Regions from separate parts of the Homo sapiens genome. Here region 1 is linked to region 2. A link is a loop called in an ENCODE intact Hi-C map of the cell type or tissue named here. Cell type or tissue: HCT116. All regions are shown on one strand. Links, peaks and the distances in the headings refer to the core of each region. The heading gives the core; the rest is flanking DNA. Region 1 overlaps ALK (ALK receptor tyrosine kinase). Region 2 overlaps ALK (ALK receptor tyrosine kinase).

Evidence for each region. Peaks named below come from ENCODE experiments on the same cell type or tissue, not always from the same donor. Only the 100,000 strongest peaks of a DNase experiment are listed, where the experiment ranks them.
Region 1: a loop joins it to region 2, with 2.5 times the contacts of the local background. A loop is called at or near these places in 8 of 110 quality-filtered maps.

What each region holds. Positions count from the first base shown.
Region 1 is chr2:29,831,513-29,847,519 of GRCh38, forward strand. All of the region lies in intron 1 of ALK (ALK receptor tyrosine kinase), which reads right to left. Among named protein-coding and RNA genes, the nearest start is that of ALK, 82 kb to the right of the region's middle. In HCT116, for the core only: a CTCF peak has its summit at 10,073 (motif pointing left); a DNase peak (open chromatin) is centred at 10,060; H3K27me3 peaks cover 3,585 bases.
Region 2 is chr2:29,631,146-29,647,152 of GRCh38, forward strand. All of the region lies in intron 3 of ALK (ALK receptor tyrosine kinase), which reads right to left. Among named protein-coding and RNA genes, the nearest start is that of ALK, 280 kb to the right of the region's middle. In HCT116, for the core only: no CTCF peak of the experiment used is centred there; no DNase peak of the experiment used is centred there; H3K27me3 peaks cover 4,212 bases.

The DNA.
Region 1 (16,007 bases), core at 5,397-13,396, 200 kb after region 2:
ACTGTGTGTGCTGTGTCCCCTCCTGACCTAGCTCCAACTCTGTTGATCCACATCAGTGTATATATTTTGGCTTCTTATTCTATCATCACTATAATTTACAACTTTTACAACTCAAGTCTGGCCAGTGCAATGCCTTCTCAAGATTCAACACCTAATAGTTAGCCTTGGGAGTTGATAGAAATCACTTAACCTGTCTAGGCTATAGTTTCTCCAGATGCTAAATGACGATATACATATGTGTCACTCTCTATGGGACACACATGCCAGGAGGACAAATGAGGTCATTCATATTTAATAGCACTCATTATTATACAGTGAGTGCAAGACATTATTTGTGAGCATCTGTCTGGGTTAATGGCCAATATCTCCTGAATAGGCGAACCATTTTCACTGCATGCTTAATTCTGAAAATGTTAGAAAAGTAGGGATTTCACAGTGTTCTCCAACTGGGTATGGTCTTATCGTTCAAAGATCTCAGTATACTGAATACGATTTATGAAGAACCTCTAGCAACAGGAAAGGAATCTTGAGTACAGGTGAGTCTTCACCATGACACTGGGAGATGAGGTTCCCTGTATGCATTGTCATCTCGTGGAAATGGACAAACAAGAAACAGTAATAAAGGGCATCTCAACATCATGGAGAAACTGGGTTGAAATTCAGGATGTCCAGACACCAATTCCACATGACTTTGGACTAATGAGAAGAAAAGCAGAGGGTGGAGAACCCAGAAAGCAGATATATGGAGCAAGCAGGTGGCAGTTTCCAAAAGCTGGGTGTGGGGTCCCATCACATAGGTCGCCGGCAGGAGGTCTCATGAGCAGAGAAGCAGAGGCAGAGCCTGATGTGTCAGAACTAGGGAACTGAGGTGAATTGAAGAGGAAGGGGTAGATCTTTCAAAGGGGCAAACCGATGCACAACAACCAAGAAGCCCAAAATTTGTTATCTTTGGGGGAAGAGGGATATGTAGGGTGCACATGAGAGTGAGTGTGTGTGCACACTAGGGCTACACGAATGCCCTACATTTCTGTCATGCCTCTTCTCACTATGTATGTGGGTATTTTGCCCAGAGATCTAAAGCTTCTGAACATAGCTACTTCGAGGCAATAGCGAAGCTAAAGCCCTTGCTTCTTCAGCACATTGGGCAAACCACGGACCATTGTACCTGCTTCTGAATACTCATCCATCCACCCATTTATCCATCCAGCCTACAAATACTTAGGGAACACCTACCATGTGCCAGGCTCTGAGTGAGGCACTGCCCATCTTCATGGGTCTCAAAGTCTAGTGGGCATGAATCAAGTAAGAATAGAAATAAATGTTCAATTTTCACTTCACCATGAGAGCATGTAAAGAAACTGCAGGTAGTTGGGAAATCAGGAGAAGCTTGCTTCCTGAGAAGGCGGCAGTTGAGCTGGGCTCTAAAGTATGTGTAGGGATTGACAGGGCAAAGAGAAGTAGGGAGAGGGCTTTCAACAGAGGCAGGGGCATGGAAAGAAAGAGAGCCCAGTGTGGGTGGGTGCACAGCCCAGAGAGCACTTGAGGTAGGGAAGTGGAGTCACACTACAGAATACAGAGAGGGCTGTCAGGGGACAAGACCTCCGGACTCCGGCCACATAGAGCCCTCATGCCTGGAAGGAAAGTGAGCATCAGGCCCTTCTTCTCCTCTCCTCTGTTGGAATCTCTCCAGGTATCAGATTGAAAGAACGATGAAAAGGCATCCCTGCTCTGCATCCCTGTGTCTCTATTTTCCTCCACCACCCCTCACGGCACCTGTGCAAGGAGCAAGTCCACATCAATAATGCAGCAGCCTCCAGGCAGCAGCCTCCGGGCTTGGCCCTGAACCTGTAAGACACTGAACAAAATAGGAAATCTGCCTGTTTTCAGGTCCATCTTTGGACACGATCATCTCTCATGCTCTACAGTGTGAATTTTCACTAGTTGGGTTGAAGCACTCATTTATTTTCCGTATCCTGAGCTTTCTAAAAAAGATGGAAGCAAACATTAGGAAGAAATCCAACAGCAAGAATCCTTCAGTGCCCAGAATAATCACTGCCTTTTATGGAGCACTTACCAGGTGCCAGGCACTGGGCACATGCTTCACAGGCATTGTTTCATTTCATCTTGACTATATTGCATGTTCCAGGCATTTTAGCTCCCATTTTACAAATGAGAAAACTGAGGCTCACAGATGTAGAATTTACTCAAGGTGACACCGTTCATAGGTGGTAGATTCAGGATTGGAGCCCAGGTCTACCCTGTATCTCCTTGAAAGCATCTCAAGCATGCAGCATCTCCTTTCTTGAAAAATTACAAACATATCTCACCACATCCAGCTCTAGACAGTTTTGATGCCATTGTCCTTGGAAGCTTAATTACATGATTACTCGAGATCTCTTATAGACTTTGACATTACCAATATCAACTGCACTCCTCAGCCCAACCCAGCCCTCATTATCTCAAGCCAGGGAGCACAGTTTAATTCTGCAAAATCAATAGGACACATGGTTGGGCAGAAAAAATGGGGTATACGAAAGCACTTTGTAAACTGCAAAGGTATATAAAATATTATTAAACTCATCCTAAGACATAAGTCAGGAGTATGAGACTCTAAAATGTTAGTTAAATTAATATGACCAGCAAGGCCACACATCTGGTAAGGTCAAAACCACTAACTTCTCAGCCAATGATGTTTGGGGAAAATATGAGACTGCTTCTTTCTGCCTGAGAGCTCTAATCACACAGTATGTTTATTGTCTACATGGTACTCACCCAATTAGAAAAAAAGTGAAAAATTCAGCTGATTTTGCCAGGTTTTGTGGGCTTGACACAATGCCAAGTAGCAGTAGCCAGTCTCATCAATTTTCTCAACTGATTTGACATGTTATTTTGGTATATGAGTTGACAGAGCTGGAGGCAGAAAATTCTAGGGGAAGTACCAACTCTAAACAATTAGGACAATGTCAGTATGTGGAAAGTAAGTAGGGTGGGAGTGAACAGTAAAGATTTTTCAAAGTTCTTAGTGAAGTTTGCTTAGACATCAGCTATAATGCCAATATAATAGACATTTTATCAGCTTAAAAATCAAGATGAAAAACTGAGATTGCAATAGGAAATACTTTGTCTAGAAATGGCAACAAGCCAAAAGGGTGCGAGTATAGAGAGGGGAGATCACAAAAATAGGAGGAAAAGAAAATGAGGGGTATGATTCTGTACTCCCCTAATTGGCAGTTGGTCCCAAACCACTTTACTGTGGTGACCTGAGAAGTCTTTCCACATTAGTCACACCAAAACACAGAAAGACCAGAGTTTCCTGATCTGCCTTCAGCACTAACAGTACCATCAATTGCAGCAAAAGAATCACACACCTTCACTTCAAATCATGGCAGGCAAAATTCCATTTGCTTTACCTTTCAAAAGAGCACAAAGGCAGTGTAACTCATTCAGAGCTCATGGTAAAGAAAACTGCCCCATTAGACAAGCTCGCAGAGCCTTGCAATCTAAGCCAAATAAAAAGGCAGCAGTCATTCAGGCGGGGCTGGTGAGTGGGTAAATCAAGTGGTGACAAAGAAACAAGCAATTTTGACCCATGTCTTTTTGTGCAGCAAAAGGCTGAGTATCCTGCTAGCAGCTAGCAAATAATAAGTAGCAAGAGTTGAAGGCAAATTTTGATGCTCTTTTTTTCATTCTAAGCTGATTTAGAGGCTGAGAAAGTAGCAGAGAATGTAAACGTTTTGGGGTAAAATTCAGTGGCCATATTATAGGGATATATTGACAGTTAAGACCTAATAACATAAGGGGGGAAAGGTATTTCCATCTGAGAGTACTGAAACCACCAGCATTTCTACCCTCAAATAACATTGCTGTGCATTTCTTCCATGCCATTCTTACAAGAGACAAGAAACGATGTGTCTTCCCATTGTACAGAACTGAAAATGAAGTTATGGAGTGTTTTCTTTCTCCCCTGGGATCACAGTAGTATACCATGCTGGTGCTTCATCCAGATGTTCGTGTATCTCCTTCTACAGATTCCCCATTCACCACTCTCCCTTCCCCAACCCAGACTGTATGTGGATATAAGAAAGTCCATGATATGGTTTGCCTGTGTCCCCACTCAAATCTCATCTTGAATGGTAGCTCGCATAATTCCCATGAGTTATGGGAGGGACCTGATGGGACACAATTGAATCATGTGGGTGGTATCCCCCATATTGTTCTCATGGTAGTCAATAAGTCTCACAAGATCTGATGGTTTTATAGGGGGAAACCCCCTTTGCCTGGCTCTCGTTCTTACTTGTCTGCCTCCATGTAAGACAAGCCTCACCTTCCGCCATGATTGTGAGGCCTCCCCAGCCATGCGGAACTGTGAGTCCATTAAACCTCTTTTTCTTTACAAATCACCCAGTCTTGGGTATGTCTTTATCGGCAGTGTGAAAATGGACTAATATAGTCCAACTCACTTGCCTTGAGTTGAGACATCACCGAGGCACAACTTCCATTCCATAGCTCCCCTGTAGATCATGCTGCAGCATGACAAATGAGGGGGTTTTGCCTGAGATCATTCCATAACTCAGCTTCTTCCCTTCCCCATCCTGCTTCCTGCACTTCCTTAGCAATGTTCCCAGGGAGCACTTCTTTTAATAAGTCCCTTGTATACTAATTCTCACTTCAGGGTCTGCTTCTGGGGAACCAACCTAGACAATCAAAATAGCAAATTTTATCAAAGTTATCTGTATCACTCAGGTTAGGCTAAATTACATTATGAAAATATACAAACCTCAAAAATTGCAGTGGTTGGACATAATAGAGAACTACCTCTTGCTCATACTACCCGGCCATTGAAAGTAGAGAGGGGCTCTCTGCTAACATTAGTCACTTAGAGACCCAGGCTGACCGAGTCACCATTTTGAACACTGCTAGTCACCATGAAAAAAATAGAGATTGGAATGCTCGTGTCAGCAATAAGTGTTCACTCAGAACTGACATATACCACTTCTGCTCACAACTCCCTAGCCAGAGCTAATTTTGTGGCCCCATCCAACTAGAAGAGAGTTTGTCCTGCTAAGTATAAGTAAGTGTAATATCACCTTAAGCCAGAATAAGGAAGAACTTCACTAATGGCTACTGCAGCAAATCAGAGCTTAGACCCCTAATCTGTTACCTCCTTGTGAAACATGCTTTGGTTTTCATGAATATCAATTTAGCTCCAAAATCTATTTACTTTCTACTAGAGATTACATGGTTGGTTGGAGAAACCAGGAGCTGAAAAATGTCACTGTTATTCCAGCTTAATATGGAGCTCTTAGGTAATCCATGGTCAATGCTACAGTTCCTCCATATGCAAAATGAACTGACAGCATTACTTTATGTGTTCTTTCACTTTGGTCAAGATAAAATAACTGGTACAGAGCTATGTGTCCTAGTGCAAACATTTTTGAAACTAAAAAATATTCATATTAAATAACTGCTTTCAAACACTGGACAGCAGGCAGTAAAGGACTGTAATCCCTGATCCCACTGTGAACACAGACATCCCCCTCAACTTTTGATAGAGAGGTATTATGAACTAGAAGTTGTCCTCTGTTGTTTTAAACCACTGATATTTTGAGAGTTGTATGTTTCACAGTATAACTTAGCCTATCCGGAATTATACAGATAATTTTCTGTAGGGAAACAGATAAGGTAAGGCATGGAATTGACCTCATTTTCTATCTGGAGGCACTTGTTGGAGAGTGACATCACAAAAGAAGGCCAAAACATGGTCTTGCTGAGGCCAGGGAAGAGATATTGGGATTTGGAGCTACTGAGGTGCCTGGAATTTGTAGGATATGGCACCAGAAAGAAGGGAGCAGTGCAAACAATGAGATCTACATATGTGCATAGGTATTCCCTTGAGTCTTTGGCTGAATACTGTGCTGCACATGTGCAGTATAAGACTTCACAGAGCCAGGAAAATATCTACTAGAGAAAGAAAAATTACCAAAGATAATTGCTCCCATAACTGCAAGATACTGTACCCCAATCTACTGGAGATGGCACAAGACTGTGGAGAATCCTCGATAAATTCATAGAAGCCCCAGAAAGTCCATGCTTAGGAGTAGACCTAAACTAGCCCTAGGTTAAAGACTACTTTAGATCATCTCTTTAAAAGCTTAAAAGCAAGCTTCAAAAGGACTAAACTGATTCACAAGTAAATTGCCTGCCAGAACAAAATTCAACTATTTATTAAGGAAGACAATACAACCAAGGCAGTCAATAATGTAACACCAATAATGTCTAGCATACAATCAAAAATTACCAGATAGGCAAAGAAGAAAGAAAATGTGACTCATTTCCAGAAGAAAAGCCAGTCAATAGAAACAAATCAGAACTGATAGAGAAGAATTGATTAGCATTCATTTAAATGACTTTAAAATAGGTATTGTAAGTTGTTCATATATTTAAGGGAAAATATGAATTTAATAAAGAAACAAAGAAACAATTACAATGGAGAAATGGTAAGCAAAAAAATTTTAAAAAGAATCCATCTGCAATTCTAGAACAGAGAAATACAATATCTAAAATGAAAAGTTCACTGGATGGGCTTAACAACAGAGGACACTGCAGAAGAAAAGATTAGTGAACTTGAAGAGCAGTCATAGGAACTATCAAAACTAAAGAGTAGAAAAATGTTAAAAAGGAAAAAAAGGAGCAGAGCCACAGTGATCTATGGAAAAATATTAAGCAGTGTAGCATACATGTAATTGGCCTAAATAAAAGTGAGACAAAAAGTTGGGTCAGAAAAATTATTTTTGAAAATAGTGTTGATTATTTTCCCCAAATTTGATGAAAAATACAAATCTACAGATCTAAGAAGCTCAATGAAACCCACACATGATAAATACAATGATGGCTCTACCAGGGCACATCATAATCAAATTGTTAAAAACTAATGATAGAAAGATAAAAGATTTGTATAAAAATGTTTATAGCAACTCTATTCATAATAGCTACAAACTGGAAATAATCCAGATGTCCATCAACAGGAGAATGCACAAACTAATGGAATAACCATACAATAGAATACTATAAATAAAAAGGAACAAACCACTGATCGAGTCAACAATGTGTATGTATCTTTCAGATATTATGATAAGTGGAAGAAGCCAGACATGCAAAAGTACATCTGTGCCATTTCACATATATGAAGTTCTAGAACAGACAAAAGGAACCTGTGGGTGAAAAATGAATAACAGTGTTTGCCTCTGTAGAGGAGATTACTGGCAAGGGGCATGAGGAACCTTTCTGTGATGATAGAAATATTATATATCTCAATAGGGAAGAGGGTTATGCAGGTGCATGCAGTTGTCAAAACTCATCCTACTGGACACAAAAGATAAGTGTTTTCATGGTATATAAATTATTTAAATTATTTTTGAATAAAAATGTTTAAAAGTTATTTAAAAGGCACAACCCAACAGCTTATGTATAATATACTTTAATGTTTTAAGTAGATACTGGCATCACTTTTACCACCCAAAATGACTTCCCTATATGCTTTCTGATGCCTAAAGTTACACTGATAATTATTTATATATTCTGAAGTTCTAGGCCTGGTAGTCTGCAAAGGGCTCTTAAATTGGTCCCATTGAAAACCATTTCCACCTTAGTGCAAATTAGTTTATCTGTTTCTTTTCTAAGAATGTGTTTTTGAGGAGATGGCTGGGTCAAATTCCATGGGGGTCACAGGAGATAGATTTTCTTGCGTGTTCTAATCTCCCTTCAATAAACAAATATTATTTATATAATAAGAAAGATGAGTAAGTTTTTTTAAGTACCTAGAGATGCCGGATGACTGGCAGAGGGGAGGACCCAGTGAGAGAGAAAACTGGTAGAAGAATGAGTGGCTGAGAATTCCAGGAAACAAATCTCATCATCTTCAAGATTTCACATAACTGCCTTCCAATTCAGACCAGCAAAGCATTAGGATAATTGCGGCAATTTTCTACACAGGGAGACATGGCAAGGTATCTTTATGGAAATTTCAGAGTCAGGATGAATACATTAAGTGATCACAACACAAGCTTTTTGTTCATGACAAAATGGTTGTCTCGCCATTCCCAGCCCTTGGCACATTCTCTCTTGCTTCCCTCCTTTGTTTGTGTCCCTTCTTCTGCGTTCTCTGGAATGACCTTTTCTTTATCTCTGCCAATAGAAAATTCTCTTATCCTTAAATGGTCCAGGGTCATTCCCCACAAAGCCTTTGCTGAGTGCTCCCTTCTCTGGATTTCTGTGGCTCTTGGTGTCTCTTCTGTGAGATATATTATGACTTGGTGTTGTGTCGCTCTGTAATAATGATAATGATATAATAATAATTGTGAGTTTACTACACACTACTCATAGTGCTGAGCACTTTACACACATCAGCTCATTTAATCCTTACAGTCATGCTCCAAGGTAGGCAGCATTAACACAATTCATAGAGGAGGAAACTCAGGTTTAGAGAAGCCAAATTATTTGCTCAAGACAAAGCTAGTCTACTTAGCAAATCTGAGATTACAGTGCAAAGCTGTCTAAATCTATAGCTTTTATTCTTAACTGCTACGTTATACCGCCTCCTTGACATATATGTCTCATATATCCTAAAACAAACAAAAACAAACCCAGAAATCTATCTCTTTCTTTTAAGTCACTTACTATGTGACAGGCAGAGTATTCAGTGTGCCTTGAGGGAAGGGGCAATATCTTGTACATCTTTGTATTGCCTCCTGCATTTAACGTGGTATCTGGCAAATAGGTACATGTCCTACAAATGCTTGGAGAGATAAAGAGATAGATAATCCCACTGCAAGACTCTAGTTCTTTCCACAGTTCCAAAATGTGGATTCCTAGAACTTCAAGCAACTGAAATGAAAGAATAAATGGATAAAGACAAAGCTCAGTTCCCACTTCAGTCTAGTAACAGTTAGTAATTCAAACATATTCTCAATATTGTCTATAAATCATCTGGTTTTGCTTAGTTTCTTGAATTCCTTTCTGTTCTAAAATCTATGAATCTAATTCCTTTCCCTTTGCATCTCAGAAATCTTTCTATGTCTCTTTTCAAATGTGTTTTCTGTTGAAAGATTACAAAGAAAAACTATGGCTGCAGTATGGCTATATGAGATCTTGAATTCGGGAAAGAAAGAATTTCAGACTTTCACACATACTGTGTCACTAAAATTTGAAACATTAAGTTATTGCATCTATTAATAACTGAACATTTACATGGCACATTGTAGTATGCAAAATACTTCTATTGCATTATCTTATCTGACCTTCACACTTTGGAGTAGACAAGGCAATTTGGATTATCCCAATTTTACAGATTTAAGAAAACTGAGACTTGGTGAAGTGATTTGCTATTAAATAAAGTCAAGATTTCAATCTAAGTCTTTTAGATACGGCTACTGTTATCTTTTCACCCTCACTATACTGTCTTAACTCAATGGCCATCAAACACTGCAGTCACCGCTCCAAGTATTACTCTAAGAATCATTTTGTTAGCCTTGTGTTAGGGGATAGGATTAACTCTTCTCCCTTTGAATAAATCATATTCGGCCAGATTTTTCTGAATGTGGTTTCTATCAGTTATAGTAACAGAAGATTTTACCTTAAAAGGTCTTAAAAAGCCAAACTCCCACTACCCTAACATTACCCCCATCATTTAAAAAAAAGACAAAATAATGCCTAGAGATATTAAGCAATTTTTTCCAAGATAACATAGTGAACAGAATCAAGTCTTGAACATATCCAACATGCAAGTGTTTTATAAAGCTCTATCATCAGCTAATTCTAGAAGAGATACTTCCGGTCAAGACACTGGCTTGTGTTCAGAAAGAAACTTAAAGCTAATCTAATCCAAGTTTCCTTAATGCAGCAACTGCTTCTATTGCATTCATGGCAGGTGCTCTTCCATTTGCACCTTTATCATATGAATACAGTCTTATCAGTTTGTATGTTAGAGAAGGATAATAACCAGTACTGCCATTACAGTTGAACATCTTGATGTCTTCCACCAAATTTTGCTCAGTGTTCTTGGGAGCCCTCTATTGGCCTTCTGGGTAATAGCAGGCAGCCTCTGCTGGGGGCTGCGCTCCGTGAGTCCTGGGGAGTTACAATGAACAAGAGCCTTAGTGCTGTCTGAAACACAAAGGGGAGTGAAGAAATCTGTTTGCCAAATTGAAACGGGCAGAATTGACAATGAAATAAACTTCCATTTCTTCATCTTCCAAAAATACCCATCGAAACTAGTTTATCCAAAAACAAAACTCTCTGTTCTGAATCAAGGCCTTATCTGACCCTTCTTCATGGAAAACTTAGCCAATAACTGTTCCTTGACCCTTATGCCTTTGACCTACCTCATCCTCCACTCTTACCCCAGCCATGGTACACAGTGTAATGACGTATAGGCTATGCAGGTCCCTCCTGAAAACTAACGTTCCCTTCTCCTTTCCTTCCTCCATCCTCCTCTTCACTCCTCTTTTCTACCTTCTTCCTCTCCTTCCTTCTCTCCCTCCCTCTTTTTCTCCATCCTCCCCCCTCCTTCCTTCCCTCCTTCTCTTTTTTCAAACCAATTTTCATCAGAAGCTAGAAAGTTGACTTTGAAGGAGAGCCTGCCTTAAGAAGCCTGTAGTGTGATAGGTTAAATATGGCAGATACATCTATGACCATCCTAAAAAAGAAAAAATATATATTATATCTATGAAAGACCCGAGGAGAGGTTCTGGCTAGATTCTCATGGTTGCAACGAACAGATATTTGTTTGAGTGACTTCAAGTAACAAGGGATTTATTGGAAGGAATACAAGAAAAGCCCCACCGTCACACTTCAGAAAAAGCAAGAACTGGACGAAGAATCTGAATCTGGGGGTGTTCTTGGGCTGTACTGACCATCATTCTCAGGCTTTACCAGGGCACACAGCTATATCCCACATGTCTGTTCTTCTTCCCACTTGACAATGAACTTTCTCACCAACTACCCCACACAGTTACCACTTCACTCTCCAAGGATAAACACTCAAGTTCCCAGGTTAGTTATGGTTAAGGGGCAGTGAAGACTCTGGACAGTTCTCAATTTAGTGACAGCTGATTACCTCCAGGACCCATAGCATGGACCACAGGCTGGGACTGGACCACATGGAGATGGAGGATAGTAAGAAAGGACTGAGCAGGCAGGGCTCATTTCTATCAGAGCAGCTTTGTCATGTGCCTGCATTGGACTGTGTAGACCTAACAACAGTAGTGTGTACTGAGCTCCTGGGGCTGCGCAAACATCCATTCCAGCACCTGGTTCCACCAACATTCCTCTCTTGCAGGTGGGGAAATGAGTTGCAGGTGGGAAACTATAGGCTTCCCATCTTCCTCGGATGTTTCTGTGGCAGGATACTGAAAGGAAGTGGAGGTTGGAGCAAATGCTCTAGCATAAAGGACAGAGGAAATGAGAACAGGGAATGCCCACAGCTTCTCATCCTTGTGAGGTGAGGTTCTCCCCACTGTATGAAGTCCCCAGAACGCAGCTGGACCAAATGGCAGGGGCAGAGTGAGCAGGTAAGGGTGATTGGGTAAGAAAAATATTGGGGCTTGAGACTTCAGTAATACCAATATTAGGTTGTGTTCATGGAGAGGAGGGGAATATCAATGGGGATGAGGGGAAAAGACCCACCAGCTAGAAGGGGTCTCGGTGCCCCACTACCATGCAGAGTCAATTTCAACTATGAATCAGAATTATTGGTAGTGAAATTTTGCCCTACTTTACACCTACTCCCACATACGGGGCACACATATACACATAAAATTTCCTCCAAGAGTTGTGTGTGTGGTGTGTGTGTATGGTGTGCGTGTGTGTCACATTCTCTACTTAGGTTGCGAGGGTACCTGTGCAACTGCTGGAAGAAAAGAAGGAAGGAGGAAGAAAAGAAGAAAGGGAGGCAGGAATGATGGCAGGAATTATGAAAGGACAGAAATGTAAATGTGATCATATGGATGGCTGCTGATGGATATGGTTATCATATACTCCTGCAGCCTGAGGGTGGGCAGAGTGATGTCCAAGTTCTGCCTGACGCTGAATTCATTGAAGGGGATTTCTATTGTAGAACCCTGGCCAACAGCTTTGCAAAGACCAAAGTGGTCATTGATTTACTTAAAGGACAAAACCTCCCATAATTTGTCAGTAAAATGGATGCAAGCAAAAAATTGTCACTTTTCAAAACCAGAAGTTAACAGAACAAAATCTCTGGGACCATGGAATGGGTTGCTTTGATATATAGGGAGCATTCATAATCAATGATCATACTCTCACCCTACGCGAAGTTACTACTGAGCACTTACTGTATGCTGAGCACATTATTAGGCACCAAAGATCCAGCACCTGCCCTCATGAAACTTGCTGTCTAGTGGGGGAAGCCAGGCCTTAATTAATTAATCTCAAAAACAGAGGTAAATTTCAACTGTGACATACGCTTTTGAAAGAAACGTCTACAGTGCTATGAGAATACAGGATGGATAATCTGACATATAGGACTTGGTAAAGGGCATAGAATGGATGATCTGTTGTATAAGTTCTGGAAAAGGAGGTGAAGGAAATTTCCTTGAGGAAGTCACCCCGGAACTGCTATCTGAAGGATAAGAAGGAGTTGTCTGGACAACAAAGGAAAAAAGACATTTTAGGGAAAGAAAACAACGCATGCATATGCCTTGTGGAAAGCAGGGGTGGGTAAGAGCAAGAACTCTCAGAGGTGCTGTTGCGTGGCTAGACCAGCAGCAGATGGGGGCAGAGAGAATGAGCAGTGCCCCCCGGGGCCAGTGGGGAGCAGGTGCAGATCATGTACCTCGTGTGCCATTTTAGGGAATATTTTACCTTATCCTAAGAGCAAGGTGAGACAATGAACAACAGGATTTAAATAGGTATTCAAGGAACAGTTATTAACCATATCACACATAAGGGGTACCAAGGACATAAAAAGGCCTGTAAACCTCTGATATAGTAGGTGAAATGTTACTTGAATCTCCATTTGTGCTTTTTCTCTGGGGTTAGGTCCATAGCTGTTATTAGATTCCCAAAGGAGTTCACAATCTTCTGAAGGTTAGAACCATTGTCCTGGTTCTTAGGGGAGGAGACTGGAGACTGGATGATTTCTTACTACGTCACTTCCATTTCTACGATTCATGAGCCGAAAACCAACCCAGATCCATCCAAGTGACTGACAAACTAAGGTTTACTGTCATCAGCAGGGAAATTAGAGCCAAAAGTTTAAAAGTATGTGTTTGATGTTGCTAGCAGCAGAGATGAGCTGAGAATGCAATCACCTTCACCCTGATAACCCCCCTGCACACACACACACACACACACACACACACAGAGGCACACACACACAGTACACACACTGCTCATCCTACAGAAAGGCTCCTCACAGGCTGTGGACCTCAACTCTTTGAGAAGCTTATCACTGGGGGTTCCGGGGCTGTCGTCTAAGGCCCAAGAGCATTTTCATAACCAACCCAGTCTCAGCCCAGTCCCAGGGGGTTATGGATGTGAGTTTACTCATTTCCTGTCTCCAGGCACTCCCTTGTCCTGCTAGCAAAATGAAAATAAAGCAAGTGGATCAGGGCTAACATAGGCACAGTTGACACTCAATGATTTGAGTCACTGGAGGGGATCATCACCATGAATTATCACGGGCACAAGTGCTGAATCACAGATGCTACTGATCCCTCAGGCTCACACAAACCCTGGCTTCTTCTTCAACAGTGATTCCCAAAGGGTGTTCCCTGGCACTTTAATTCTGGGGGATGTTAATAGGGACTCTGTAAATAAATAAGGTTTCACGGTTAAGTAAGCTTGGGACATGTTGGATTACAAAAGGTGAGACAGGTGTCTTTGCTGCAAGGCTTCCTCAACCTTTAACGACATTTTTTTTTTTGAGACAGAGTTTTGCTCGTGTCACCCATGCTGGAGTGCAATGGCACTATCTCAGCTCACTGCAACCTCCACCCCCCAGGTTCAAGCGATTCTCCTGCCTCAGCCTCCCAAGTAGCTGGGAGTACGGGCATGTGCCATCATGACCGGCCAATTTTGTATTTTTAGTAGAGACAGGATTTCACCATGTTGGCCAGGCTGGTTTCAAACTCCTGACCTCAGGTGATCCACCTGCCTCAGCCTCCAAAAGTACTAGGATGACAGGTGTGAGCCACTGTGCCCGGACACATTTTTTAACCTTGGAGAATAAAATCTAGTTTACCATTTCCCCAAACTTTTGGAAGACTCCCAGAAACCTTTGGTTGAGGAGCACCTCTTGGGTGCTGGTGCTCCAAGACAGATTCTGGGAACTGTGACTCTCCACAGCACTCTTAAAAAGTGTCTGTGCTCCAGTTCATGCCAGGGTTCTCTGTAGCACAATGCACAACTTTATTTCCCATCCAAGGTTCATACTAAATCCTGCCTCATGAAGGAAGCCTTTTCCAGTGGTCTGGTCTATATCATATAGTGCTATAGTGTGGCCCATACATCTGGCCCATGGTTATAAAAAAGAAATCTGGTTTTGGGCTTGGGAGTGTGATGTTCTGTGATCAGCAGGCTCTCATAATCTGGCCCTGCCAATCTCTCTGATCTCACCTGGAATTGGCCTCTCCCAGGCCAGTTACCCTGAACTCCTGTCTGTTTCTTGAACACACCACGCTGGTTCTAGGATCTGGTTCTAGGATCTGGCCCTTGGCACTTGCCCCCCCACCTGACCGCATAGCCAGTTCACGCTGACTGGCTCCTTTATTAACCACTGGAACTCAACAGCACCCCTCCCCAAATTTCCTACTGTCCTAGAACCCCGTTTTATTTTCTTCACAATACTCATCACTATATAAAATTGCCTTGTCCATTTATTTACACACTTATTGTCTGTCTTCCTTTCAAGAATATTAGCTCCATGAGAACAAGACCTTGTCTAGGATGATCCTTGTCTAGAGCCTGGCACGCAGCAGGCATGTAAACATTTCTTGAGTGAATGAATGCTCTCAATGAGTTCTTGCTTATAACTTTTATAAAGCAGAGGAGTCTACTTGGTGGTAGAGACTCTGGTCAGTGCTGTACCAAAGTCCACCTCCTCCCCCGGGCATTGAAAGATTTTTCAAACTGCAAGAAAGCAATACCATCCTCCTCCAGAGATTGTCAAAAGTCTGGCAACTTCCTTACTGGATAACTGCTAAGTAGCACTACTATTATCATATTAGCCACACTTGTTGAGTGTTTACCATGTGCCAGGATCTATGTGAAGCCTTTTACATACATCTTTTGATGCTCACCAGAGATTCTATGAGATAGGTTCTATTATTATTCCCATTTTACAGCAGAGAAAACACAGCTCAGAACAGTCAGGTTATTTGGCCCGCACCTATAAGCAGATCTGTCTGACTCCAGAACTAGAATCTTGCTGAGCTATAGAATTTGTAAACACACGTAAAAAGGAGCTTGTAAAGTAAAAAATGGCCCTGCCACAGTTGCCATCACCCCTGCAGGGAAACGTGAAAGGAGGTCCAGGTGGCCTCCACCAGCAAAAACACAGAGAGGAATCTCACTGTGGGTTGGATGTGGTTTAGGGATTGCCAAGAGAAGCCGTGTTCCCAGGGGCTCCTCCCTTCCCTCCACGATACCTCGGTATTCTCATCTATGAATAGGCAGCCCCTTCTTCTAGAGGTGACCATAATGAGCTGCTCACCACACAGTTGGCAAAAGTACTATCAGGAAAGTCGGGGAATAGGGTGGTGGTAGGGACGTGTTGACCCAGGACCTCTGGACCTGGGCTCCTATCTGCACTGGAGATGAAACTGCCTGAGGCCCAAGGAGTTGAACAAATGCCCCAGGAGCTATGAGATGCCTAGAAACCAACAGGGGATTTTAATAAAAGCAACTTGCTGATCAGGTACATACTTAATGTTATAATTACCCCGTGATGACAGCGTTGTGAAGTACAGACAAGCAGGAAGTACTGACCAAGC
Region 2 (16,007 bases), core at 3,076-11,075:
TGGGCATTCATTATGTCATAGATATCGCTCATTTTCATTTGAGAAAATTCCCCATTAATATGCATTATTGAACAAGCGATGATTTGGGCCCCTAGGCTATATCTCATGATGAGGGTGATGCAGATGAAGTAAAACTTTGACAAATGAAAGGAAATCCAGATTTTATCATCACATCAGATTAGAGCTGTAAGCTGTTTCTAAACTCAAAACAGTTCAGATCAATCAGGGGAATCTTGCTGACATGGAGGAGCCTCTGCTTCTGGCTCTACTAATATTTGTGGAACAGTGAGCATGGAAATGGGCTTTAATTCTAGATCCCATCCTGGGACGGGTTGTGCATTCCTGCAGCAGCTGGCAGGGCTGCTGACACAGGACTGGAACAGGAGTTGGAAATCCCAGCTCTGCTACCTACTAGCTGTAGGATCTTAGTGAATTAGTTAACCTCTTTGATTTCATTGCTTGAAATCTCTAAAACTGAAAAAACAGTACCTGCCCTGTGCAATTCAAAAGGCTGTTCATACATCAAATGAAAATGAATGTGAAGGTTTTCTGAAAGCTGTAAATCAGATTTGCACTGAACTTCACAGTTAACCTGGCTTGAGAATAAAGATTAGGTATCACAACGTGGCCCTCAAGGCCCCACACCATTTAATCCCATTCCATGTGTCCTACCTCAGTCTCCTTGCTATCTAGCCACATATCCTCTGCTCTAGTGACCTGAATCAGGTTACCATTTTCTACCATATGACAGCTATGTATTGTGTGTTACTGTATTTCACGTGCACATCTCACACATGTATCATTCGATCATTGTAACTCTTGGAGGCAGAATAGGGATTGCTTCTAAGCAGCACTGAAGGGTAGAAATAAGAAAATTGCACAAATCCCATGCACATAGTAACTGGTGGAGACAGGATGTGGGTCCGGATTCATCTCTTAGGGTTGGGTCATGTAGAAAGTTTCTTCTTCTCTCTCCCCCAGGATAGGTGGTAACTCCCAGAGGGCATGCCTACGTGCTGTCTGGTGCAGAGCTTTGCACAAAGTATGAGTCAATAAAAATGAGTGATACAGAAATAAACTGTGAGATGTGAGTAACAGCCAGGTTTTCCTTGTAGAGTACAGGGTTAGTGGGAATGCAAGTATTATGGAGTGAATTGTGTCCCTCTCCTGCCAAATTCATAAGTTGAAGTCCTAGGCCCCAGTATGATTGTATTTGGAGATAGGGATCTTAAGAGGTAATTAAGGTTACATTTAGTAATCTAGAAGATAAATATGGTTAAATTTAAGAGATAAGATTAAATTAAAGTTATAGTAAATAATATTAAATTTAAATAAATAAGGTTGTAAAAGGTAATTATGGCTGAAGCCCTAATCTGATAGAATTGGTGGCCTTACCTGAAGAGGAAGAGAAAAATCTTTCTCTCTCCCCATTCCCCACCATGTGAAGATGCAGTGAGAAGGCAGCCATCTGCAAGCCAGGAAGAGAGCCCTCAGCGGAAACCCACTGTATTAGTCCATTTTCACGCTGCCAATAAAGACATACCTGAGACTGGGCAATTTACAAAGGAAAGAGGTTTAATGGAGAACTCACTGTTCCACATGGCTGGGGACGCCTCAAAATCATGGTGGAAGGCAAGGAGGAGCAAGTCACATCTTATGTGGATGGTGGCAGGCGAAGAGAGGATGAGAAAGATGCAAAAGCAGAACCCCCTGATAAAACCATCAGATCTCATGAGACTTATTTACTACCATGAGAACAGTATGGGGGAAACTGCTCCCATGATTCAATTAGCTCCCACTGCGCCCCTCCCACAACACCTGGGAATTATGGGAGTACAATTCAAGATGAGATTTGGGTGGGGACACAGGAACAAACCATATCATCCACCACGCTGACACTCTGATCTTGAACTTCTAACCTCTAGAACAGAAATCTCTCTTAGTTACACAACCTCATCTATGGTTGTTATGGAAGCCTGAGCAGACATCTTACACTTTGGGCTGGTGGTGGACTAAGTCCATGATGATCCTCATAGGCTGAATGACCTGATTTCTCATTCCTGGAAATATTTTCTTCATCATAGTCATAACAGTGATCATGTCAAAATAATCTTTAGAACATGCTGAAAAGGCTGCACTCTTGTTCTGAGCTCAGGAGGTGTGGGAGAGATTTACCCATGTCAGCTATTACACATAGATCCCAAAGGAAGTCTCAAGTAAATTTAAAAAACACATTGAACTAGATTAAAATCGAAATTTGTGGGACACAGTTAAGGCAGTGATGAAAAGAAAATTAATAACACCAAATGCTTACATTAGAAAAGAATACAATTCTCAAATCAACAATCTATGCTCCCAATTCAAAAAACTAGAAAAAGAAGAGCACAATAAACTAATAGCAAGCAGAAGATATAATAAATATAGAGAAAAAAATCAATGAAATTGAAAACATAAAGACAATAGACTAATTTAATTAAAACAAAGAGCTAGCTCTTTGAAAAGATCAATACAATTAACATACCTCTAGCTAGAATGACAAAGGAAAAAAAGAGAAAATGCAAATTACCAATATGAGGAAGGAAACAAGGGTTGCTATGGAGCATTCAACCATCAAAAGCGTAATAAGGGAATACTACAAACAATTCTACACGTATACATTTAACAACATAGATAAAATGGGCCAATTCCTTGAAAAACACAAACCACCACAAGTCAACCAATATGAAATAGGTAATTTGAACAGCCCTGTAACTATTCAGATAATAAATTTGCCATTAAAAACTCCCCCAAAAGAAATCTCCAGGACCAGATGGCTTTATTGAAAAATTCCACCAAACATATAAAGAATTAATACCAATTATATACAAATAGAAGAGGTACAATTTCCATTTCATTTATATATATTTTAGAGAAAGAGTCTCACTATGTTGTCCAGGTGTCCTGGCTATTCATGAAAGGATGACTGGTGCACATTTTTTTTTTTCGCTCTGTCACCCAGGCTGGAGTGCAGTGGTGCAATCTCAGCTCACTGCACCCTCTGCCTCCCGGTTCAAGTGATTCTCCTGCCTCACCCTCTCGAATAGCTAGGATTAGTGACACACTGCGGTGCTGGTTTCCAATTCATTTTATGAAGCTAGTATTACTCCAAAACCAAAATCAAACAGAGACAGTACAAAACAAAAGCAAAACTCCAAATCAATATCCCTACTGAATATAGATGCAAACATCTTTAACAAAATATTGCCCAACAGAGTTGAGCAATATAAAAAGAATTATATACCATGATTAACTGGGAGCTATTTCAGGGATGCAAGGCTGGTTCAATATTAAAAAAATCAATCAATATAATGTACCATATTGACAAGCTAAAGAAGATAAATCACATGATAATATCAATTCATGAAGAAAAAGCAATAGATAAATTCAACACTCATTCATGATTAAAACCCAGAAAAGTAGATAGGGAGAGAGGAACTTCTTCAACTTGATAAATCTACAAATTAAACTCTATAGCTAACACTGTATATAATAGTAAAAGACTGACTACTTTCCTTCTGAGATTTAAAGCAAGATGTCCACACTAACGACTGCTATTCAATATAGTACTGGAAGTTATAGTCAGGGCAATAGGGCAAAAATACATAAATAACAAACAAAGAAACAGAAATAAAAGACATATATATCAGAAAGGAATAAATAAAACTGTCCCTATTTTCAGAGGGCATAGTTGTCTGTATAGAAAATATATGATTAATCAAAATACTCCTACAACTAATAAGTGAATTCAGCAAGGCTGCAGGATTCAAGGTCAATATACAAAAATCAATTGTATTTCTCTATACTAGCAATGAACACCCAGGCATCAAAATTAGGAATACAATAACATTTGTAATTACTCAAAAAATAACACTTAGGCTTAAATCTAACAAAACCGGTACAGAATTTGTGTGCTGAAAACTACTAAATGCTGATGATGCAAATCAAAGAAGAGCTACATAAATGGAAAGAATACTAAGTTCATGGATTGGAAGTCTTAATATAGTAAAGTTGTCAATTTCCCCAAAATAGATATATAGGTTTGTAACAGGATGAATAATAACCACCCAAAGATAACAGGTTCTAAACTAAATATTGCCTTATAAGGAAATGTGGTCTTCACAGATATGGTTAAATTAAAGATCTTGACAAGGGGGTATTAACCTAGATGATCCAGGTGAGCCCTACATTCAATCACAAGTGTCCTTACAAGAGAGAGGCAGTTGACAATTGTACAGATATTATGCAGAGATTATGATGTAAAGACAGGCAGAGATTGGAGTGATGTGGCCAAGGGATGTCAGCAGCTACCAGAAGCTGGAAGAGGCAAGGAAAGAATTCTCCCCGAGAGCCTCTTGAGGGAGAATGGCTCTGCTGACACTTTGATTTTTAATTTCTGGCCTTTAGAACTCTGGATAATACATTTCTATTGTTTTATTTTATTTTATTTTTTGAGACAGAGTCTCACTCTGTCCCCCAGGTGTGATCTCGGCTCACTGCAACCTCCGCCTCCCAGGTTCAAGTGATTCTCATGCCTCAGACTCCCGAGTAGCTGGGATTACAAATATGCACCACCATGCCTGGATAATTTTTGTATTTTTTTTTTTTAATTATACTTTAAGTTCTAGGGTACATGTGAGGGTTCTATCATGTTGGCCAGACTGGTCACGAACTCCTGACCTCAAGTAATCCACCCACCTCGACCTCCGAAAGTGCTGGGATTACAGGCATGAGTCACTGTGTCCAGCCACATTTCTATTGTTTTAAATGACCAAGCTTGTGGTCATTTGTTACAGCGGCCACACGAAACTAATACAAGGTTTAGCACAATTCCTATCAGAATCCCAGGAAGATTCTTGTGAAAAAGGAACTAGAATAGCTAAAATACTTCTGAAAAAGAAGAATAAAGTGGGAAGAATTGCTTTACCTGAATTCAAGATACTATATAGCTACAGTAATCAAGACATGTGGTGTTGGGGGAGGAATATACACATAGATCAATGGAATGAAATGAGAACACAGAAACAGACACATACAAATATGCCCATATTCTTGATAAAGGTACAAAAACAGCTCAATAGAGGAAGGATAGGCTTGCAACAAATAATAAATGGTCTTGGAGCAATTGGACATCCAGAGGCCAAAAATAAAGAAAGAAAGAAAAGAAAAGAAAAGAAAAGAAAAGAAAAGAAAAGAAAAGAAAGATAAAGAAAAATGGAGAAGAAACAAATGACCTTAGGTCAGAATTTTTAGTTAATAAAAGCTAACTCAAAATGAATCATGGACTTAAATGTAAGATGTAAAATTATAACACTTTAAAAAAATAGGATAAAATTTTGAGGAAGTAGGGCAACAGAAAGAGTTCTTAGACTTGGCACCAAAAAACACTATCTATAAAAGAAAAATTTGGTAAATTAGATTTCATCAAAATTAAAAACTTTTGCTCTGCAAAAAGATCCTGTTTATAGGATGAAAAGATAAGCTGCAGACTGGGAGAAAATATTTACAAACCACACTTCTGAGAAAAGACTAGTATCTAGAATATTTAAAAACCTCAAAATTCAACAATTAAAAATATTCAAATTAGAAAACAGGCAAAAGATTTAAAGGCACATTGTATCAAAAAGGATAAACAGCTGGAAAATAAGCACACGAAAGATGTTAAATATCATTAACTATTAGGAAAACGCAAATTACAACCACACTGAGCTATCACCTCACATCTGTCAGAATGGCTACAATAAAAAATGACAACACCAAATACTGATAAGGATTCAGAGAAACTACATCACTCCTACATTGCTGATGAGAGTAACATGGTACAGCCACTCTGGAAGACAGTTTGGCAGTTTCTTATAAAAGTAAACATGCCATTACCACAGGACTCAGTGGTTGCTCTCCTGAAAATGTATTCCAGAGAAATGAAGACATGTTCACACAAAAATCTGTACACAAATATTTAGAGCAATTTTATTCATAATGGTCCCAAACTAGAAACCAACATGTTCCTCCATGGATGTATGATTAAACAAACTGTGGTACCTCCATACCATGGAATATCACTCAGCAATAAAAGAAAAAAATTATTCATACGTGTGAAAACTTAGATACATCTCCAGAAAATGTATGGTGAGTAAGAAAAGCCAAGTTCAACAGGTTTTATGCCTTACGACTCCATTTGTATAGCATGTTTAAACTTACAAAAGTGTAGAAATGGAGAAGAGATTAGTAGTTTCCAGGGGTTAAGGAAGTGATGAGAGAGGAGGGAAGTGGATGAGAATATAAAAAAGCAACAGGCGGGTGGATCATTTGAGGTTGGGAGTTCGAGGCCAGCCTGGCCAACATGGTGAAATCCCTTCTCTACTAAAAAATACAAAATTAGCCGGGCGTGGTGGTATAGGCCTGTAATACCAACTACTTGGGAGGCTGAGGTAGGATAACTGCTTGAACCCACGAGGTGGAGGTTGCAGTGAGCCGACATTGCACCGCCGCACTCCAGCCTGGGTGACAGAGCAAGACTCCGTCTCCAAAAAAAAAAAAAGAGGACTCTTTGTGGTGCTGGGAATGTTCTGTACCTTAACTCTGTCAATGTCAATATCATGGTTGTGATATCACACTTATGTTTTCAAGATATTACTGTTAGTGGAAATTGTGTAAAAAGGGAAATGAAATCTATATTATTTTATAACTGTATATGAATCCATAATTCTTTCAACATAATAAGTTTAATTAAAACATATATAGTTGCTATTAAAACTCAAGCTGGTAATTAAACCCGATACAGAATTTTGAAATAAACTTGAAAAAAAAATCAATGTATATGTCAATGAAATAAGCAGAGCTCTAGTGTTCAGATCAGAGCTTTTTAGAGGGCTGTGGAATATGTTCTTCTCTATTGACTCCGTTTTCCCTAAAGCACACCTTAAACTTGAGATACTTGGAGGGCTCTGATAGCCATTTTTGGCATCTCAACAATGGCGGAAAGCGGAGGCAGGAAGCTGGGACACCAGCACCTGCTAACTGCATGACCATGGGGACCTGCAATATAGAAAGGTAATGGTGTCTACCACACCAAGTTATTGTGAAGTCTGTGCCTAGGGGCACAGAACATGACTGTACATCAACACATAGTAACTTTTTGCCAATATAAACCTTCATTGACTAGTATACACCTTCCAAGAGCTCCTCCTACCCTAACAAGGCTGTGGATGAAAGCTCTCCACTCAAGCAATCTTCATTTTGTTTGGGGAGACAAGAATGATGACAGCCAGGACAGCTTCGAGTGTCAGGGAACTTGTTTGTGGCAATGACCACAGGGCAAGGATGATGGAGTAGGGTGGGGGTGGGGGGAGATGGATGCGGATAATGCTGGGGCAGGGGCATGTACACCAAGGATGTGGCTGAATCCTTGCAAGGGTCTCGTCCTTTCTCTTCTGCCTGCCTGTTAGTCCTTTCCCAGCTTCACATGGAACAGCTCCTTATCTCACCCATGGAGTGGCCTGTTTCTTGCCCTACAGTTTCTCTGTTCTAACACCATCTGAAATGGGCTGTAGAGGATCTGCCTATTTGGGATCAGAAGACTGGGACTGAACCACAGCACCCCCTCTCATTAGCTAGTGACCTCTGACAAATCTCTCTCCCTGAGCCATATACATGTTTATACATGTTTTACCCATATACAAAATGCAGAGAATGAGGCTCCTTCACAAATCAGCCTGTGTGAGGGACATGCATGGCATCCCGTGTTCAGTACATGTGGACCACATGGTTGCTCCTGCTCTCTTAGACAAGAAATAAATGCCAGCTTTATTGAAAACAAATAGGGCTTCTACAGCAATACTGGGCACGTAAGGAGAATTAGAAAGTAGCTGAAATTATAGTCTTAGCTAAGAAAACACTCTAATTCTGACCTTATAGTAGAAGACCTCATGCCAGCAGAAATCTAGCTTTCACACAGAATTTCAGGACAGGTTACAGGGCTCATATTTAGCCACTCCCCAGAAAAGGATTCGGATCTTGCATGGAGGTCGGCATCACTCACACTTCTGGGTCACCTGAGGGTAGCTTCGGCAGGAGATCAGGAACAAAACCACCTCCGTAAGCTGTTCCAGAGGGTTCCTCTTCTAGAAACCCTGCTGTGTCCTTGCGTGGTGCACAGACACCCATGTCAGCAGGGCTCCTTCTGTGCACTGCCCCTGCCAGGACCACCCACAGATAGGAACCCTCTGCAAGTTAAACGGAATGTATCTCAGAACCTCATGCATTTCTTTCTTTCATATATCTCCTTGCCACATTCCACTAAGGATTTGAGCAAACTTACAAGACTTTGCACTCTAAAATAAAAAGCTACAAATAATTTAATAAACTGAGACCGGGGAGAATATATTTATAGAATAGGAAATCAAGACTAGGGCAAAGTTACATTGCCAGGTGTGCGAGCTATAGGCTTCTACAGTTACAAAAATTGAGCAGAGAATGTGACTCTGAGCTTTCTGGCAGTCAAAGCTAAGAGAGAAAAACATGGTTCACGAATTCAGTGAACATAAGGCAAACACTCAGCAGTTTTTCAAGGAAGCAAAGGTCTTCCTGACATTTAAATCTACAAGAGACATTTCTTAGGTGTGTCTTTACATAGGGAACAGGGAGTGCTGTCGTGAACAGCATCTTCGACAACATCCTATGAAAGTTCAGGTCCAGGGTTTGCATGATTTCATCCACATATCCTCCCAGAGTAACAATGCCACCACAGTTCTAGGAAACCTAGATCAAATGTGCTGGGTCTTGACGTTCAACTTAGGGATAAAACATATTTTAATCACTTAAACTTTTTTAAACATATGGTGGAGGGGTAGGGGAGATGCAACTACAGAAGAAGAAGCTCAGCACCTAATGCTGCGAATTAGACAGAGGGAGGTCCAGTGCCTCCAGTTCCCCCTTCTGTCTCCATGATTCTCTATTGCAATTTCAGTACCTGGTGGATTCTCAAACATTCATCTCCTCAGTAAGTAACTATTAAGCATTTACTATGTGCCGGGTGATACAGTTTGTATATTTGTCCCCAGTTAAATCTCACATTGAACAGTAATCGCCAATGTTGGAGGTGGGGCTTGGTGGGGAAGGGACTGGATCATGGGGGTGGAATTCTCATGAGTGGTTTGGCACCGGTCCCATGGCACTGTCCGCATGAGGGTGAGTGAGTTCTCATGAGCTCTGGTTGTTTAAAAGTGTGTGACACCTACTTCCTACGATCTGTCTCTTGCTTCTGCTCTGGCCAAGTGATGTGCCTGCTTCCCCTCTGCCTTCTGCCATGATTGTAAGTTTCCTGAGGAAAGAAGCTGAGCAGGCGCCACATTCTGTACATGCCTATACATGAGAAGCTGGACAGGCCACATTCCTGTACAGCCTGCAGAACCGTGAGCCATTAAACCTCTTTTCTTATAAATTATCCAGTCTTAGGTATTTCTTTAGAACAATGTGAAGATGGCCTAATATACCAGGTATGTGTTGAACAATATGGAGTTAGTCTCGAAAGGACAGTTATGTCCTTTTGGGGCTTACTATTAGTGGGGGAAGAAATACATTAAGCAAGTAATTACTGGTGTAGACACCGCTACCAATGGTGAAGTGCCAGGATTATGGAAGGGGTCCATATGGGGTGTTGAATTAGTCAGGTAGTGAAGGAGAAATAGACATTTAAGCTGAAATCTTAAGGATAAGAACTAAACAGCTAGGGAAAGAGTATTATGAATAGAAAGAAGAGCATGTACAAATCCCCTAAGTCAGAGAGGTGTTAGAATATTCCAGAAACTGGAGATGTCGGGACATTCCAGAAGCTGAAAACAGTATAGTGCTTGGCGGGGGCAGTGATGGTGAGGGGAAGAAGAGGAACAGCTCCCAGTGGGGCTGCTGAAGGAAGTGGCACACTTCATTAAGGGCCTGGAAAGCTTTGCCAAGGATTTGTGTTTTATCCTAAAATAAATAGGCAGATATTGGCAGGTTTCAAGCAAGGGAATTTTAATGCCAGTTCACAGTTCTGATGATCACTAGCTGCTGTGTGAAAAAAAAGGATAGGAAGGTGACAAGAGTGGAGTCAGGGAGGCCACAGTCTTTCAAGGATTAGGTTTTCTGAGCAGGAGGTGGGGGCGGCAAGAGTCTTGAATGAACAGTAGGTCAGTACCAGAAAAGAAAAGATGACCACAGCGCGTGATTCTGAAAAAACAATCCAATTGCCTGCAAGTGAACCACCGCAAGTCCAGTACATTGTGAGTTGGATCTGCTGAACAGCCCCTGGGAAAAACAGGGGCCCTGAGACAGACACTAATAACAATGCAAAGTCATTCATGCTTTTATTGTTCAATTATAATGAGTCCACTCATCTTGGTAATAATAATAATGATGTGTTTGAATAACATAATTGCTTAATAGCCATTCCTTACCACCACCACCACCACCCCCTACTATTAGCACAAAACTAAAATAACTTAGAGTATTTGTCATTCTAAAAGAGGCAGAAAAAATTGCTTTTCTCTGCTAGTAGCTTTTAAGAAATAAATTATATAGATGATCTAGTTATTTCTGTGGCTTTAAAGGGGAACCTTCACTTAGGGCAGCAAAATGTATAAGGGTTATCCTTTCAGGAAAGCCCCTTTCATATAAACAGAAACTTTTCTTCATGGAATTCAATTAGTCTCTGGGCCTCAGTTTTGCTATCCCTAATGGGGGATCAGACTAATTTGTGGTTTCCAAACCCAGGTATACATAAGAATGAGCTAGGAAACTTATCAAAAATTCACCTCTTTGGGCTCCATCCATGATTCTTTGTATGTGGAGCCTGAGAATTTGTATTTTGAACCACTTGCTTGGATGACCTCTCAAGTTCCTTCTGTCTTCAAAAGTCTAGGACACTGCTTTGCAGTGTGGTCCACCTGGGAGCTTGTCAGACATATAGACTCTCAGCCCCACCCCAGAACTGCTGAAGTAGAATTTACTCTTTCAACAAGAGTCCTGGAAGATTTGGAGGAACATTAAAATTTGAGAAGTTCTAGTCTAGGACTCTACCTTTCAAATATGCACCTTATTTCCTATAGTTCAGGAAAACTTGGCCATTGGAGAAGAAACCAACTTTCTAGCAGAAGCAAAGCAACTCAGTGGCTGAGCTTTGAATGCAATTCGGTTGTCCTTTATCAGCAAGGACAGAATGCCTCTCTCACAGCCATAAATAAGCTCAGAGAAAAGAAGCCGAATCAGCAAAGGTAAATCAAGTCCTGAATTGTGCTGGCTCATGCATATATTGAGAGACAAACAAAAAAGGAAGCACTAAAATCTCCTGCATATTTCTTTAAAATATATAAATAGTAGATAATCAGAGGTTGACTTCAAATCTGGGTCGGCATAAATTTCTTCTCAGGGGCATTAAATATCCTCCTCTCTTTCAGCTTCCTTTTTCACTGGGTCCTTCTCATCCTGAGCTGTGTTCTGCAGTTTCTCTCCTGTCTCAGACTCAACTCTCACCTATTCAGCTCTTCTTTAAAAAAAGAAAAACAGGCAAATCAAAATAAGCAACAACAACAAAAAACCTGTTATAATTTCTTCCATTAGTACTACATGGATAAATCCCAATCTCTTTCCATATTTACTTCTCTACTTGAATTTAAACTCAGTTTGCCTACTGTCTTCAGGAATTGTTTCAGTAACTATCATTTAGTCATTTATTCCACCAACTTTTATTTAGCACCTACATAGTTTGGTACCCCAAGTATCATACTATGTGAGATTAAATCCAACCTGCCTCTTTCCTCTGGGAGCTCAGAGTTTATTAGAGATTTAAAATTTAGGAATAATAATAACACCTAATAGAAAGTAAGAAGTGAAGATTTAAAAGAGACAGAGATAAAATGGTATGGGGGAAAGCCAAAGAGATAAAATGGTATGGGGGAAAGCCAAAGAAGATAATCTTTTTGGCTGGGGAAAAATAATAATGGTTTCTTGGGGGTCATGGTGGGTTTGAAATATGCATTGAAAAGTTAAAATGATATGGGCAGGTATTAAAGTTTCCAGGGCTGGTACTGGGAAGCAAGATACATCACCAGGAAAGGGAATGGCATCTGCAAAGGCAAACTGGTTACCACATATAGTGTGTGGACATCTGAACATAACAAAGTTGACTTGAGTGGCCCCTGCATGAAGACAAGTAATTCAAAAAATATGTTGGAAAGATTGTGGAGAGTTTTTAATTTTAGTCTAAGAAATTTGATCTTTATTCTAAAGCAATAGGAGCAACCAATAACTTTCTAAATAGAGGAGTGACAAAGCCAAGCCTGAGTCTTTGGAGGAAAATGCTGGCTAAGAGAATTGGACACTGAAAACCTAGAGGATGGGCATTGCAAAAGGCTTGGTGGAGGGCAATGAGGACCTGAGCCAGGAGCGGGTGAACAGTGGGGAGGCCATTTATAACTGTGGCTCTGTCTTATAACTTAGACCCTCTTTCCTGAGCTGGCTCAGATCAATCAGGTTAGGGAGGGGAGGAAATGGGCATACTATAACAATCGAAATCTAGTAGTTTCCCAACAGGTGATGGAGAGGATGTGGAGAAACAGGAACACTTTTACACTGTTGGTGGGACGGTAAACTAGTTCAACCATTGTGGAAGTCAGTGTGGCAATTCCTCAGGGATCTAGAACTAGGAATACCATTTGACCCAGCCATCCCATTACTGGGTATATACCTGAGGGATTACAAAACATGCTGCTATAAAGACACATGCACACGTATGTTTATTGTGGCACTATTCACAACAGCAAAGACTTGGAACCAACCTAAATGTCCAACAATGATAGACTGGATTAAGAAAATGTGGCACATATACACCATGGAATACTATGCAGCCATAAAAAATGATGAGTTCACGTCCTTTGTAGGGACATGGATGAAGCTGGAAACCATCATTCTCAGCAAACTATCGCAAGGACAAAAAACCAAACACCGCATATTCTCACTCATAGGTGGGAATTGAACAATGAGAACACATGGACACAGGAAGGGGAACATCACACACTGGGGCCTGTTGCGGGGTGGGGGGAGGGGGGAGGGATAGCTTTAGGAGATATACCTAAAGTTAAATGATGAGTTAATGGGTACAGCACACCAACATGGCACATGTTTACATATGTAACAAACCTGCACGTTGTGCACATGTACCCTAAAACTTAAAGTATATTTAAAAAAAAAAAGGAAAGAAATCTAGTAGTTTCCTGCTATCCTTCAGTATTTTTCACCTAGAGCTGCTTCTAGCTTTCCCTGTGGTTTCAGAAACACAGAGAGATTACAGTCATGTCTGTGTGTCTTTGCAAGAGCAGAATAAAGCCTATATATCTTTTCAAATTAAGGTTTTTTTTTCCCCCCACTCTCCAGGGAAAGCAGCAACTTCTCCATTCATGTAGGAATCAAATTGCTAGCCATTATGCTTGCTGATCATTTATAGAAGTTTATACCCCTAGCAACCAGATATGCTCAGTTTGTCTCCGACACAGATGGAAGACCTTAAAAAAAAACAAAAAGCTCAACCTTTACTAGAAACAAATTTCTAAAAGTACGTATTAAAAAGGTAAGTTTTAAAAACAATTCATGCATGGATCATTCCTTAAATAGAAATTTCAAGTAGTTTCAGAAAATCAGAATTAATTATAATGATCCTGACTTGCTTGGTTCATTCCCCTAGGAATATCTCATAAATATTCAGTGTGTTTAGATTTCACTGGCTCTGGGTGCAAGGACTCCAGGCCAAGCACCCAATGTCAATTCTCCATAGGGTCCTCCAGGTCCCACAGTCTTGGAGGCCTTGGAGATGTCCCAAAGCCAAGACTGCCCAGAAAGATCCAGGTCCAATCCTTGAGCCTAGTAAACTAAAAATAAGAGCCTTTACTTTCTCCTCTTTTCTTCTCTTTTGTAATATTTTTGCTACCACCAGGTGGTAGTGGGTAAGTGCATCTATGAGAAAGGTGGAGTTATCAAAGTGTAAAGGCTCAGTTTTGGGAAATTATCAAAATAAACTCTGTTTAATGAGAGTCTGGAAATCTTAATTAAATAGGATCAATATTACACACGGAACAAAACCAAAAATACAAATATAAATGAGGTGTCTTTCCTTGTGGGAAAAGTCAGAAAGTGTGTATTCAGTTGTTTTCAACAGGAAACAAACTTGGCTTCTTTCATATAAGACCCAATGGTCAGCTTGAGGAATGTCCCGCATTTTCACCCACATTTTTCTCAGATTCCAAATACTCTCATGGTATCATTTTCATGAAAAGAATAAAGCGTACTCCATTAGAATCATCATAAAATCTTAGAATTTTAGAGCTAGTAGGAGCTTTTTCGCTTTACAAATGAGAAGACTGGCCCTAGAGAAGTTGCATGGTGACTTGGTGGAATGGACCAGGGCCCAGCAATTCCTTCTCCAGCCAGGCTTTTTCCGCCATCCTGTGCCACCACTGCTCCTATCAAGGAGTGTGTTGTTCCATCCAGTGGTCAACCCTCAGCCCTCAGATGCTCTTCCTTGGCCATAGACAGCATTCACCCACAGCTGGTCACTCCCACACCCACACTTCCTTCACCTGACTTCTGGGACACAGGGCTCTCTTGGTTTTCCTCCTACCTCATCATCCTTTCTTTAATCACATTTACTAGTTCCTTCTCATCTCCCCAAGATGCTAATATTGGAGTTCCATGGGGACCAGCCTTTGGTCTTCTACTCTTTCTTAGCTACAGTCATTCATTCCCTTGGGAAATCTCCTTCAGTCTCATCTCCCTAGTGAACAACTCCCCAGTGAAGACCCTGGATTTGTATCTTCAGCCGAGACCACTGCCCTGAGATCCAGGGCCCTTTATCTCTCTTCCTTCTTAAGATCTCCACTTGGCCATTGTTATGGATTGAATGATTCCAGTTTCCCACATTAGAACCTAAATTCATGAGTCACTGACACAAACTTGATCTACCTGTAGTCATTTCTAACCCCAATTAATTGCAACTTTATCCCCCCCAGGCCAAAACCATTGAAGTCACTCTTGTTTCCTCTCTTTCTCTCACATTCTATGTCCAAGTCATTGGCTCCGCCTCAAAAACACCACTCCTTACCATCTGCCCTTCCAGCATCTGATACAAGTTGTCTTTTTCTTGCTTAGTTTCTTGAAAATATTTCTACACATCTACATGCTTCAGCCCTTGTTTCACTATAGTCTCAACTTGACAGCTGAAGGGGTCCTTTTAAAACTTGCATTAGAACATGTTTTCCCTTTGCTCCAAACCCTCCAAAACCTTCCATTTCTCTAAGAGTATAAGCCAAAGTCCTTATGATGTTTCCAAGACGCTTACAGCCTGCCCTGAAGCCTCTTTGACCTCATCTCCTGCCACTCTCCTCCTGCCTTACTCTGCTCTAGCCACATGGTCGTCTTGCCATCCCTGAATATTCCAGGCATTCTCCTGCTTCAGGGCCCTTGTGGTCATTACTCCCTCTGCCTGGTCGGCCCTCGCAAGATGGCTGTGTGGCTCATTATCTGACCTCCTTCAATTCTTTGTTCAAATTTCTCTGTCACACAAAGCTTTCCTGACCACCCTTTCAAAAATTGCACCACACCACTCCTGCCTTCCTTGCTTTATTGTCCTTTATAGCACTTATTTACTTTCAACATATTGTACATTTTGCTTATTTTTCCTATTTCTTCCTATGAGTGTAAAAGGATCAAGAAAGCAGGGATTGATGTTGATTGGGTTCACTGATGGGTCTGTGTGTATAAACCAGTTCCTTGCACTGTTGTATTGAATCAATGTGTGTTGAACAAATAATTGTGGGGTGAATGAATGGATGAATGAATGGATGAATCCAAGTCTAGTTTCCTTGTAATATAATATATGGCTCTTCTTCCAGTTTCACATTCTTCTGGGCTTGGCAAAATCAGTTTTGAATACAACTGCTCCT